2 separate regions of the Homo sapiens genome follow, and region 1 is linked to region 2. Evidence: read pairs that join two places in POLR2A ChIA-PET (ENCODE). Cell type or tissue: HepG2. All regions are shown on one strand. Each heading gives the region's core, and the rest is flanking DNA. Links, peaks and the distances in the headings are about the cores only. Region 1 has its middle 51 kb from the start of CHASERR. Region 2 holds the start of MIR3175 (microRNA 3175).

The links. Peaks named below come from ENCODE experiments on the same cell type or tissue, not always from the same donor. Only the 100,000 strongest peaks of a DNase experiment are listed, where the experiment ranks them.
Region 1: POLR2A ChIA-PET joins it to region 2 with 15 read pairs; 33 of 35 experiments call an interaction of 5 or more read pairs at or near these places.

Annotation. Positions count from the first base shown.
Region 1 is chr15:92,828,674-92,834,058 of GRCh38, reverse strand. No RefSeq gene overlaps it. Among named protein-coding and RNA genes, the nearest start is that of CHASERR, 51 kb to the left of the region's middle. RefSeq lists enhancers at 925-984, 1,741-1,940, 2,321-2,370. In HepG2, for the core only: no CTCF peak of the experiment used is centred there; DNase peaks (open chromatin) are centred at 1,488 and 2,108; H3K4me3 peaks cover 1,503 bases.
Region 2 is chr15:92,901,362-92,906,693 of GRCh38, reverse strand. The region is part of intron 2 of CHD2 (chromodomain helicase DNA binding protein 2); the gene reads right to left. MIR3175 (microRNA 3175) reads right to left here and starts at 2,295; the gene lies at 2,219-2,295. RefSeq lists enhancers at 2,002-2,241, 2,522-2,701, 1,563-2,762 and a silencer at 2,402-2,451. In HepG2, for the core only: no CTCF peak of the experiment used is centred there; a DNase peak (open chromatin) is centred at 2,333; H3K4me3 peaks cover 4,767 bases.

The DNA of each region.
Region 1 (5,385 bases), core at 53-5,052, 72 kb after region 2:
AGGGAGGAGGGAGAACAGGATAGAAGGAGAGGGAGAGAGAGGGGGAGAGAGAGAGAGAGAGAGAGATCCTTGCCTTCAGGGGGATACAGATGTTGTAAGGGTACCCGTTTTTATACCTTTACAACATCTACAACATGGTAAGCAATGCTGTTACTTTAACAAGTGAAGTTAACACATGAATTTTTTAAAATGAGTTTGTTAACCTGTGGTTGGTTACTTTTATGTGTCAACTTGGTTAGGCCACAGTGCCCAAACATTTGGTCAAAGATTCTCCTGGATGTGTCTGTGAGGGTGTTTTTGGATGAGATTAACATTGAAATTGGTGAACATTAAGTACAGCAGATGGCCCTCCATACTGTGGGTGGGCCTCATCACATCAGTTGAAGGCCTGAATAGAACAAGAGACTCCCTCTCGCTCTCCCGGCTCCAGACAAGAAGAAATTCTGGGAATTCTGTCAGCTGACATCTTTTGGATTGAACCACAACACTGGCTCTTTTCTAGGTCTCTAGCCTACCAGCCCACACTGCAGATTTTGAACTTAGCCTCCATAAGCATGGATCGATTCCTTAAACAAAATCTCTCTCTCAGTCAGGCTCATGCCTGTAATCCCAGCACTTTGGGAGGCTGAATCGGGCAGATGGCTTGAGCTCAGGAGTTCGAGACCAGGCTGGGCAACATGGCAAAACACCATCTCTACAAAAAATTAAAAATTACCTGGGCATGGTGGCATGCACCTGTAGTCTCAGCTTCTCGTGAGACTGAGGCAGGAGGATTGCTTGAGCTAGGAGAGGTTGAGGCTGCAGGAAGCCAAGATTACGCCAGTGCACTCCAGCCTGAGTGACAGAGCAAGGACCTGTCTCAAAAAAAAAGAGAGAGAGAGAAATCTTTGTCTATAAATATGCACATCCTACTGGTTCTGTTTCTCTGGAGAGCACTATTACAGCCTGCTTTGCTAGTATCAACAAAACCACGGGCTTCTTGTCCAGAAGTTTTTGCCCCTGCTTCATAACTGCAAATGGAATTTTCATGGAAAATATTTCCTGTGTTGCTATTTTTTTTTTTTTTTTTTTTTTGTCATCCAGGCTGGAGTTCAGTGGTGCAACCTCAGCTTACTGCAACCTCCCCTCTGGGTTCAAGCGATTCTCATGCCTCAGCCTCCTGAGTAGCTGGGACTCCAGGTATGCGCCACCACGCCTGGCTGATTTTTGTATTTTTCATAGAGAGGTGTTTCACCACATTGGCCAGGCTGGTCTTGAACTGACCTCAGGTGATCTGCCTGCTTCGGCCTCCCAAAGTGCTGGGATTACAGGCATGAGCCACAGTGCCCAGCCACATTACTTCTTAATAATAGATAATGTGCCCTAATATACAGTATTTACATAAAGCCTTGCAGCAAGGTGGCAGTTTTCAGCCATTTTTTGAGGAGGATGTGAACAGGAGCCGTTACACGGCTCATCAGTCATCTGTTGCAAAGAAGCTGTGCTCAGCAGCGCAGAAGGATATCTTTCATTACTGGAAACCGTGAATCAGCTCGAGTGAAACAGGGCTCTGTCAGCTTATAACACTTAATTATGTTTTTAACTCCATAAATTAGTTCAAGTAAAGCCGTTTGAAAATAGCCAATTTCCAGTTTGAACTTACAGAAAATTAATGGCAAGAATGCAAACTTCTAATGTGTTAAGAAATTATTTGAATTTCTTAACTGTGTCTCCCACTAAAAGTTTGTGCTTTAAATTTTGTGTCAGTTCTGCATCAGAATTATTCAGTTTCCTCTTATGCAACAAACCCTAGAAAATTCTAAAGTTTCAGAATAAGAGCATTTCCTAAAGAAGAGAAAATATATTGGGGGTGGTGGGGGGGAATGGGATCAGTACGTGGCTCAAGTTTTTCACCCTTGAGGAGTTAAGAAAAACACTTCAACATAAGGACAAAAGCTCCCTTGTTTAAGCACTTCCCCAGCTGCACTTCAACTAAATATATCCTGGGCAGAGTGTTTTCATTTCTCCACCCCTCTCCTGAGCCAATCACATGGTGACAAACAGCTCGGAGGCCCCTTGGGACTAGCACTGCAGAGGTACAGGCTTGGTTACAGGGCTTCGCGTTCCTTTCCAGCACAGGCCTGCTCTGGGCCGCCCTGCCTCCCCCAGAGGCTGCAGGGAGCCCCAAGCAGGCGCATTGCGGGCTCTGCTCAGAGAGACGCCTCCACGGGTTAATTCAGCGGCCTCTGTCTGGAATTCATGCACCACCTGGGCTGACAGCATGAATGACTCATTGTTTCCCCTCTGAACAGGCTGAGGAGTGCTTCTTGGTGTCAATAACTGAGGCAAAGTAAAATTGTTTTTTCCCTTTCAACATGACCAATTTTCTAAGACTGAATATAGAACTGGAAATCTGCAGGGTGTGTTTCTTCTGCGGCAACGGTAGCCAAGGTTACTGCTTTGAGTTGGTCTGCAGGGACAGAGGATTAAAATTTACTGTCTATAAACAGAAGAAGGCCTAAAGCCAGAGCTCCTTTATTTACAGCTTGTGTCATGGTTTTATAAAATGAAGGAAACTTAATTGAAACCTCTAGTTTGTGTAAACCTGGGATCTGACTGTACACAATACCTGATTTTATTTCTAATACCCGTGATTTGTATAAATGAAGATTTTGATGATAATTTTCCCATAGCTAAGTATAAGACATGTATGCTTTGAAGTCCATATATGAATCTTCCATACCAGCATTTCCAAAGCAGTGTATTAATAATTATGCCCCACCTTCAATTTTCCTATATGGCACCCTTCTCATTTTCAGTTACTTTTAGTTTCCTTGGGAAACTGGACTGGTTGATATTCCTGGACTATGGGATCTTTTTGCCTTGCTTACGCATATCTCAGTCCAAAAGCTTGACAGCCAGAACTATACAGATATTTTACTACCTTTCTGCAAGTGTGCGTGTATAACACTCTTGTTTCTTTGAACTCTTGTTTCTTTGGCCTCTTATACTTTCCTAAACTTTAGGTGTTTTTTTAAAAAAATTCAAAAAGAGGCCGGGCGCGGTGGCTCATGCCTGTAATCTCAGCACTTTGGGAGGCCGAGGGGGTCAGGTCACGAGGTCAAGAGATGGAGACCATCCTGGCCACTATGGTGAAACCCCATCTCTACTAAAAATACAAAAATTAGCTGGGCATGGTGGTGTATGCCTGTAGTCCCAGCTACCCGGAGGCTGAGGCAGGAGAATTGCTTGAACCAGAGTTGGAGACTGCAGTGAGCCAAGATCACACCACTGCACTCCAGCCTGGCGACAGAGCAAGACTCTATCTCAGAAAAAAAAAAAAAAAAAAATTCAAAAAGAAAGATGTAGAAAAAAAAGAAATAAATGCAGAAAGGAAAGGGAAAAAGGTCTTGTGTAGATTCAGGACCTTGGTTCTAATTCAAATCTGGGAGGTTAGCATGCAACAGAGTACTTTCTTCATCCAATTAAGTAGCAGCCCTGAATAGATTCCAAGTCATTCTGACTTTGAATAGGGATGAGGACAGCTGATACTGAAGAAGAGAGAATGTTGAGGCCCATGTATAGCCTTAAAAGAGAGAGAGAATGAACTTGGGATGTGGAGATTAAATAGGGCGTTTAATAAAATGGCAGTAGATGCTTTTATTTTAATTGGTATCAATCAGCTCAAGTAACCTTTAAATTTCTGCAATAACAGGAGACTGAGTTGGCTTTGGCAGGGCTCTCTATCCCAGGAATGGAAACTCACGCAGGTTCTGAATCAGAAAGAATCAAAATAACAAAAAAAAATTTCCGTCTTTCAAATCTATGCTATAATTTAGCAAACTGAGTATCTTTCCTTGCTTGCCAGTATCTTTAAAATAAAGTCAGGTATCAAAATATTTGTATTCCCTTTTTCGAAGCTAATAAAAACCTGCAAAGATTAAGTATTTCTCCATTTTTGTAGAGAACACAATTATTACAGCGTGCTTACAAAATGACAATTCTCAAAGCTTCAATTTCTCACATCTAACAGCTAGTAAATGTGTAGTAAATGTGTAGTTCTCTGAATGAGACCCTTTTACATCATATGCAATAAATCTATTTGTCAAAGAGTCTCCTTAGCTACTGAAGATTTCATGGTCCTTGTGCCAACAGAATCAAGCACTTTGGTTGAATATCTGGAGGATTGTGACTTGAGACATGCAGGATGGACACAATCCTACTATGTGCCATACGGTTTGGTTCTTCCAACAGAGTGAAAAAACTTCTAGGCAGCTTCTAGCCTCTGAGAAACGTGCCTTAATTAGCTGAGTGTGGCGGCGTGCGCCTGTAGTCCCAGCTACTAGGGAGGCTGAGGCAGGAGAATCACTTGAACCCGGGAGGCAGAGGTTGCAGTGAGCCGAGATCACGGACTACCACTGCACACTGCACTCCAGCCTGGGTGACAGAGTGAGACTCCATCTCAAAAAAAAAAAAAAAGAAAAAAAAAGAAAGGTGCCTTATTTCCATTTCTCATCAATACAGCCAGCTTTCCCTTGGCCCCACTTAGTCTTTTCATCAAGACAAGGCTCTCAAGACTAACTTTAAGTCCTTCCTAGTGGGCGATGTGTTCCTTCTGCTTTTCTCAAGTCCAGAGTAAGGGCAATTTACATAGCTGATTGTTCCTTTCAACTGCATAGAACTCTTTCACCACCAGTTTAATAAATGTAAAATTATCGGATGCAGGCTTCCCCTCAAGAGAATCCTTGTTGTATACACTTCAGTTTTTTTGTTTGTTTGTTTTTTAAGACAGAGTCCCGGCCAGGTGCGGTGGCTAACGCCTGTAATCCCAGCACTTCGGGAGGCCAAGGCGGGCAGATCACGAGGACAGGAGTTCAAGACCAGCCTGGCTAACATGGTGAAACCCCATCTCTACTAAAAAAAAAATACAAAAATTAGCCGGGTGTGGTGGCACGTGCCTGTAATCCCAGCTACTTGGGGGGCTGAGGCAGGAGAATCGCTTGAACCCAGGAGGCGGAGGTTGCAATGAGCCGAGACCGCGCCACTGCACTCCAGCCTGGCAACAGAGTGAGACTCCGTCTCAAAAAAAAAAAAAAAAAAAAAAAAAAAGACGGAGTCCCACTCTGTCACCCAGGCTGGAGTGCAGTGTTGCCATCTCAGCTCACTGCAACCTCCGCCTCCCAGGTTCACGTGATTCTCCCACCTCTACCTCTTGCGTAGCTGGGATTACAGGCATGCACCACCACGCCCGGCTAATGTTTGTATTTTTCGTAGAGACGGGGTTTCACCATGTTGGCCAGGCTGGTCTCCAACTCCTGACCTCAGGTGATCTGCCTGCCTTGGTCTCCCAAAGTTCTGGGATTACAAGTGTGAGCCACCACGCCTGGCCTTCTTCAGTTGTTTTTA
Region 2 (5,332 bases), core at 333-5,332:
AAGGATCTTAAAAAAAAAAAAAAAAAAAAGATGGCTCATAGCAAGAAAAAATTTAATGGCTGACACAGAGCAGTCACTCAATTTTTATACCAGAAACAAACTTAGTGTATCAAATTTTATGGGAGAAATGATAGGAGTTTGGAAATACCAGGTGGTCTCAGGAGGTCTCTCATAACTGTCAGTTGTTTTATTTGGGGGTAAGGGAGAGTAAACTAATGATAAAATCTGTGAGTTTTAGTTAAAATTCAAATAAACTTCCAGATTCACTCCTCAAGCAATAACTTGCTACAACTGTCACAACCAAAAGTCTTTATCAAAAATATTATTTGCCCACCTTCCTCTGCTGACTTAATCTTTACAAAGATACTAACTCCCTAACGGCCAAATACTAGTTGGAAAGTGCATATTTTAAACGGCAAGGATACAGAGAGAGAGAGAGAAAGAGAGAGAAATCGATCAACACTCTTTTCTTGCTGCTTGATGCTATTCCCCACATCAAAGGGAAAAAAAGTAGAAGGCTCAACAAACATACCTAAGAACACTGGTTCTATAAAAAACTTAATTGGCTGCAAGATTGTCAACAGTTAATAGGTAAATTGTTATATCATGGTATGCATTTTAACTCATAATGGTATTTAGGTTAAAATATCTTAAATAACAGAATAGTTCATATCCTCTTCAAAAATAATTAACTGCAATGTTGACTACTTTGACCCCAGTTTTAGGAATTGAAAGGTATTCAGCAAATACTATTAACACAACTAATTAGAATTCAGTCTCTACACAAAAAGGGAGGTGAGATTATTACTTTCGTTCTTGTGGCAGGTATACTTTAAGTTGGAAGCTACAGTTAAACGTTCATCAAGTTCTATAAACACTTAATTCTCTGTTAGCATTTTATACGCAATATACATTTGAGCATATAATTTTAAAATCAGGTACAAATTATTTGATGAACACTTCTCTGTAACAGAAAAAGCAATTTCAGCTAGTTTTCACAAACTATCCAAATAATTCTTCCCAAAGAACCTAGATTATGAGAACCTACAAAACTCACTATCATAGTGAATTCTAACTTTCACAGACTGTATTCAGAAACTTGACATACGCCCAAGCAAATATCACCTGCACTGAAGGGTCAACATCTCCTTTGAAGTAACACACTTTACTAAAATAACTCTAAACTATGGCTAACTACAGGACAGCCTACTCCAACTGCTAAAAAAACTCTAGTATGGCAGGAAAAAAACTTTGTCCACAGTAGATAAATCCACTGAATTTCTTGCTTGCTTAAATTCAGTATGTGTAATTTAATTATTAAGACATCGTTGCTGAACGATGAAGTTTTAACCAGAAATCCTTGTAAAGGTTTCCAAACAAGGCAAATCAGTGAGCATAAACCCAACCGTTTACCGGGACTCAGAATTCCCGAAATGGAGGCCTAGGGAAGATAATTGCGAAGATTTGGCCAAGTGACCCCACTATCAGCCAAGCTGTCAGTCACCCTGCATTAGCAAGTGCTATTAACACTTAAAAGAGTAGTTTTCTGACATTTACTTACATAGTAATGGTTGCCTAACGCTGTATTCTGCCACTTTTTAATGTTATTGAACGTGAAATTTTCTATTTTCTACTAAACTATCCCACTGTGAATCTTAAATATATAGTACTTAGCACATACTGACCTGAGTTTTTCTCCATCAAATGCCAACTGAGAAAATGTACGGTACCAAGTAAAAACGCATGGGGACAAGTTCAAATAATCTTCCCTTTGTTTATGAGCCATGTATTAAACAGCTGTTAACACCCGTCAAGAGGTTTTCACTAAAATAAAAGTATCCGCCTCTGACACTCAAACGTTTTGGTCAATTGTAACAAAATTAAACCCACTCATCTCTTCACACTGAACGGGGGCGGGGAGAAGGGACGCTAAGGTATGAAAAGGGAAAATGTAAAACTGGGCAAATTTTCTATTTTAAGATTTCCAAATAGTGCCTTTAAAATTTATAAATAGTGCCTGCACTTTTTCTCCAAAAGCAGCCGCTTCTCAAAGAGGATAAACCATTCCCGGAAATGGGCAAAAGAACACACTACAGGGTGCGGACCGCTACAGGCAAGGGCGGACAAGACTGCCAGGAGCAAACGCGTCCAGGAAAGAAGCCGCCCACCGGAAAGTCCCAACTAGAGTTCCCTTCCTTTTCCCCTCGGCGTGCGGCTCCCTGGGTAGGGGGAGGAGAAAGCGCCCGACATGCGCACGCGGCCAGACGTCACTGCGTTCTCTCCCCGCCCCCCAGGGGAGCCGTCTGACGTCACGGGGCGGAGGCTGCCGAAGGCGCCGCCGTTGACCCTGCTGTTACCAGGCGCGCGCACAGCCAATCAGCACCCCGCGCCGGCGCCGGCCGGCCTTTGAACTCGGCACGGCAACTTCCTGCTGTTTGGCGAGTACACAGTGCAATGCAGTATGTCTGTCAGCGCTGCGGCACAAAGGAACAGCCATTTTGTGACTGAGCTGGACCTGCATCAAGATGCCAGGGGCTCAAAGAGCTGCTGCGTGCCCTATCGAACTGCCTTTTATGTCGGCACCAGAGTTCCCCAGAAGAGCAGAGAGGGGGAAGGAAATAGGCTTTGGTATTTCAGATTTCTATTAGTTTAGATTCAGTCTTCTCCAAAATCCCGTTTTTTAATGTATTATCAGCGTCATAAAATGGCTGCCAGTTAAACTGCCTGTTCTAGTACACAAGTAACTGCATTATGCCATTTCTAATCATCCCCAGCCTTTTAGAATATCTGGTAAAGCGCCCCTGAAAATTGTAGGATTTACCCGCACCTCAGGTTATAAAAATAAATCTGGCTCAAAGGCAGACGATTTGGAGATAAATTTAATAAACTCGTTCAATTCTTAAGATAAATTGCTAACGTGGTGCCGTGGAGAACACACTGAACTCTTTGTGTGCACACAGTCCCGTTTTCATTCTTTGATGTTACTTAAGTTATCCCCAAGCTGCAAATTATTCAGATAAAAAGTATGGTATACTTCTCGTATGTCCATCATTAGAACTTTGTTTTAAATACTTAGAAATTTTACAAATATCAATCAAATGTTTTTAAAATCGCGTTTTTTAAAGTTTTTAATTTTCAAAAATCGTGATAAAGTATAACAGACTTTAGCATTAACTTCAAATTAAAATACAAACTTATATAACCACTATTAACTACTGCACTATTTCCAAAAACAGGGTATTACCAGATTTACCTAAACTTGCACTCATTCTTTCCAGATACTAAAGTAATTCTCAGACCAAAGTTTACTTGACCTGCAAACTCATTTCCTCTTCTGTGGCTCAGGCTGCAAAGGTGATTTTCGTAGTATTCCCTAAACACTATACTTTGGGCAATAAAAACTCTGATGGCAGAAGGAACCAAGTACTAATTACAGGGACAGTTCAGCTCAGTAGAAGTAATATTAATCTACCACATTAAAACACCACTAACATTCTACAGCTGCACATTTTAAAAGGAAGTGATGTCATAATTATGTACATGTATTAAGATATGAAATTTAGGGTAACTAATTTAAAAGTAACTATCTTCTTTTCAAAGAGTCTTAAATATTTTTGGACATCCATCAGGTATATGATTCAAAGTATACTTGACAAACCAATTTAAAAGTACAGTCAGTACATGCTTCATGTACAGCTGTAACCTCCACTACCAGTAAGCAAATGCCTGACAACTTCCAGGTAGTTTTCCAGGTGAGAGTAAAAATACTGAAAGAATACCAACACTGCTCAATTTTTTAGAATTAGAAAGCACAGTCTGATCAATGATGTTAACCACAAACCTTGCATAAGAGAGCCAAAACCCATGTGAGACCTATGCAAATGATACACTCAAGGGAGCAACAATTTTAGTGCTGAATCTTTAATAATTTGCCAAATATATCTGGAGGTTCTCATTTCTTCAAATTGTCATTACTTTCCAGAAAAAAACAGCTTAGGATGAGTAAAAAACTTTTCTGTCCTCAATTTAATCTAGTAATTTACATGGGCAATTCAATTAAGACAGCACTACAAACTGGGTGACAACTCAATGCAAAAAAATTTGGTAACTTATTTTCTAAAGCAAGGCTCAATATGCTTTCAGTCAAATAAAATAAATAGAATTCAGCATATTAGTAACACATCATGTTCAAAACTTTCAAATTCACTAGCCTAATAGAAAAGTGTATTATTTATAAAAATTAGAAAAGTAAAAATTGGGAAGGAAAACCACATAATGAATCACATCCTTGTTAAACTGCATGATTTAAAATTTATAATATGAAAATGCATAAAGAACACATCAAAAAATGCATTCATATGTACTTTTAAAAATTAATATACAGAGGTCATACAACAAAAACATCTTAGAGGCTTTATTACTTCATCACTAACAAGGTACTCCAAGGAATGTGAAACAGATCATGATTTGCACAAACAGTACATTTTTAAGCTTCAGAAGATAAAGCATTCCAGACGACTCTGTCGAAATACATCAATAAATTTAAAGCAGCTACATCTAAATTGTGAGGATAAAATACATCTACCAACAGGAAATCAATGTCTTAAGCATACAAATGCAAACCTTAAAATAATTTAAATGTAAAATATACAACTGCAAATATTAATCACAGTAACAAACACAAAATAGAAGTATATATTAAGAGTATTCCAGGATTTCTGTTATTACAGATTTGATTTCATAAATGCAGGAACTCTAACCATCAAGTAAAGGTTTTGATAAATCACATCAAAATTTCCTAAAATGTCAAGTGTATCAAAAGAAATATAAAGTCACATAAAAATATAAACTGAGAGGCATCAGTCAAAGGGTCCTTTAAGTGATTTTGTTTTTAAATGTACATTTTTTCATTCATATAACTTTCTGATATGTCTATTTACTATAATTTACTACTACAAGGCTTCTCTATGGCCCTCAGTTACAAGTTTAGATATCCTGGATTCTTCAAAGAAAAAATTTGCCTTGTATGTAAAATGGTGCAATGCAGCAATGGCTAAACCGACAAGGTCATTTTTCTGCAGTACAAAAACCTAAAAACTGAAATTTACTGACAGAAAAACTGTACATTACAGTAAAGGCCCCTTTGAATAAAGGTACCTTACCTTTTGACTGCTGTAAGAGGCCTTAAGTCACAACTCAACTTTCATAAATTGCTACCAAAAAATTAGGGTGTGGCATATTAGCAATCTCAAGGTCATGCTTTAAAAAACGAATCCAAATTAGAAAAACACAATAAAACAGACAGCAATCCATGTCTGTCAAGGTAAACAAT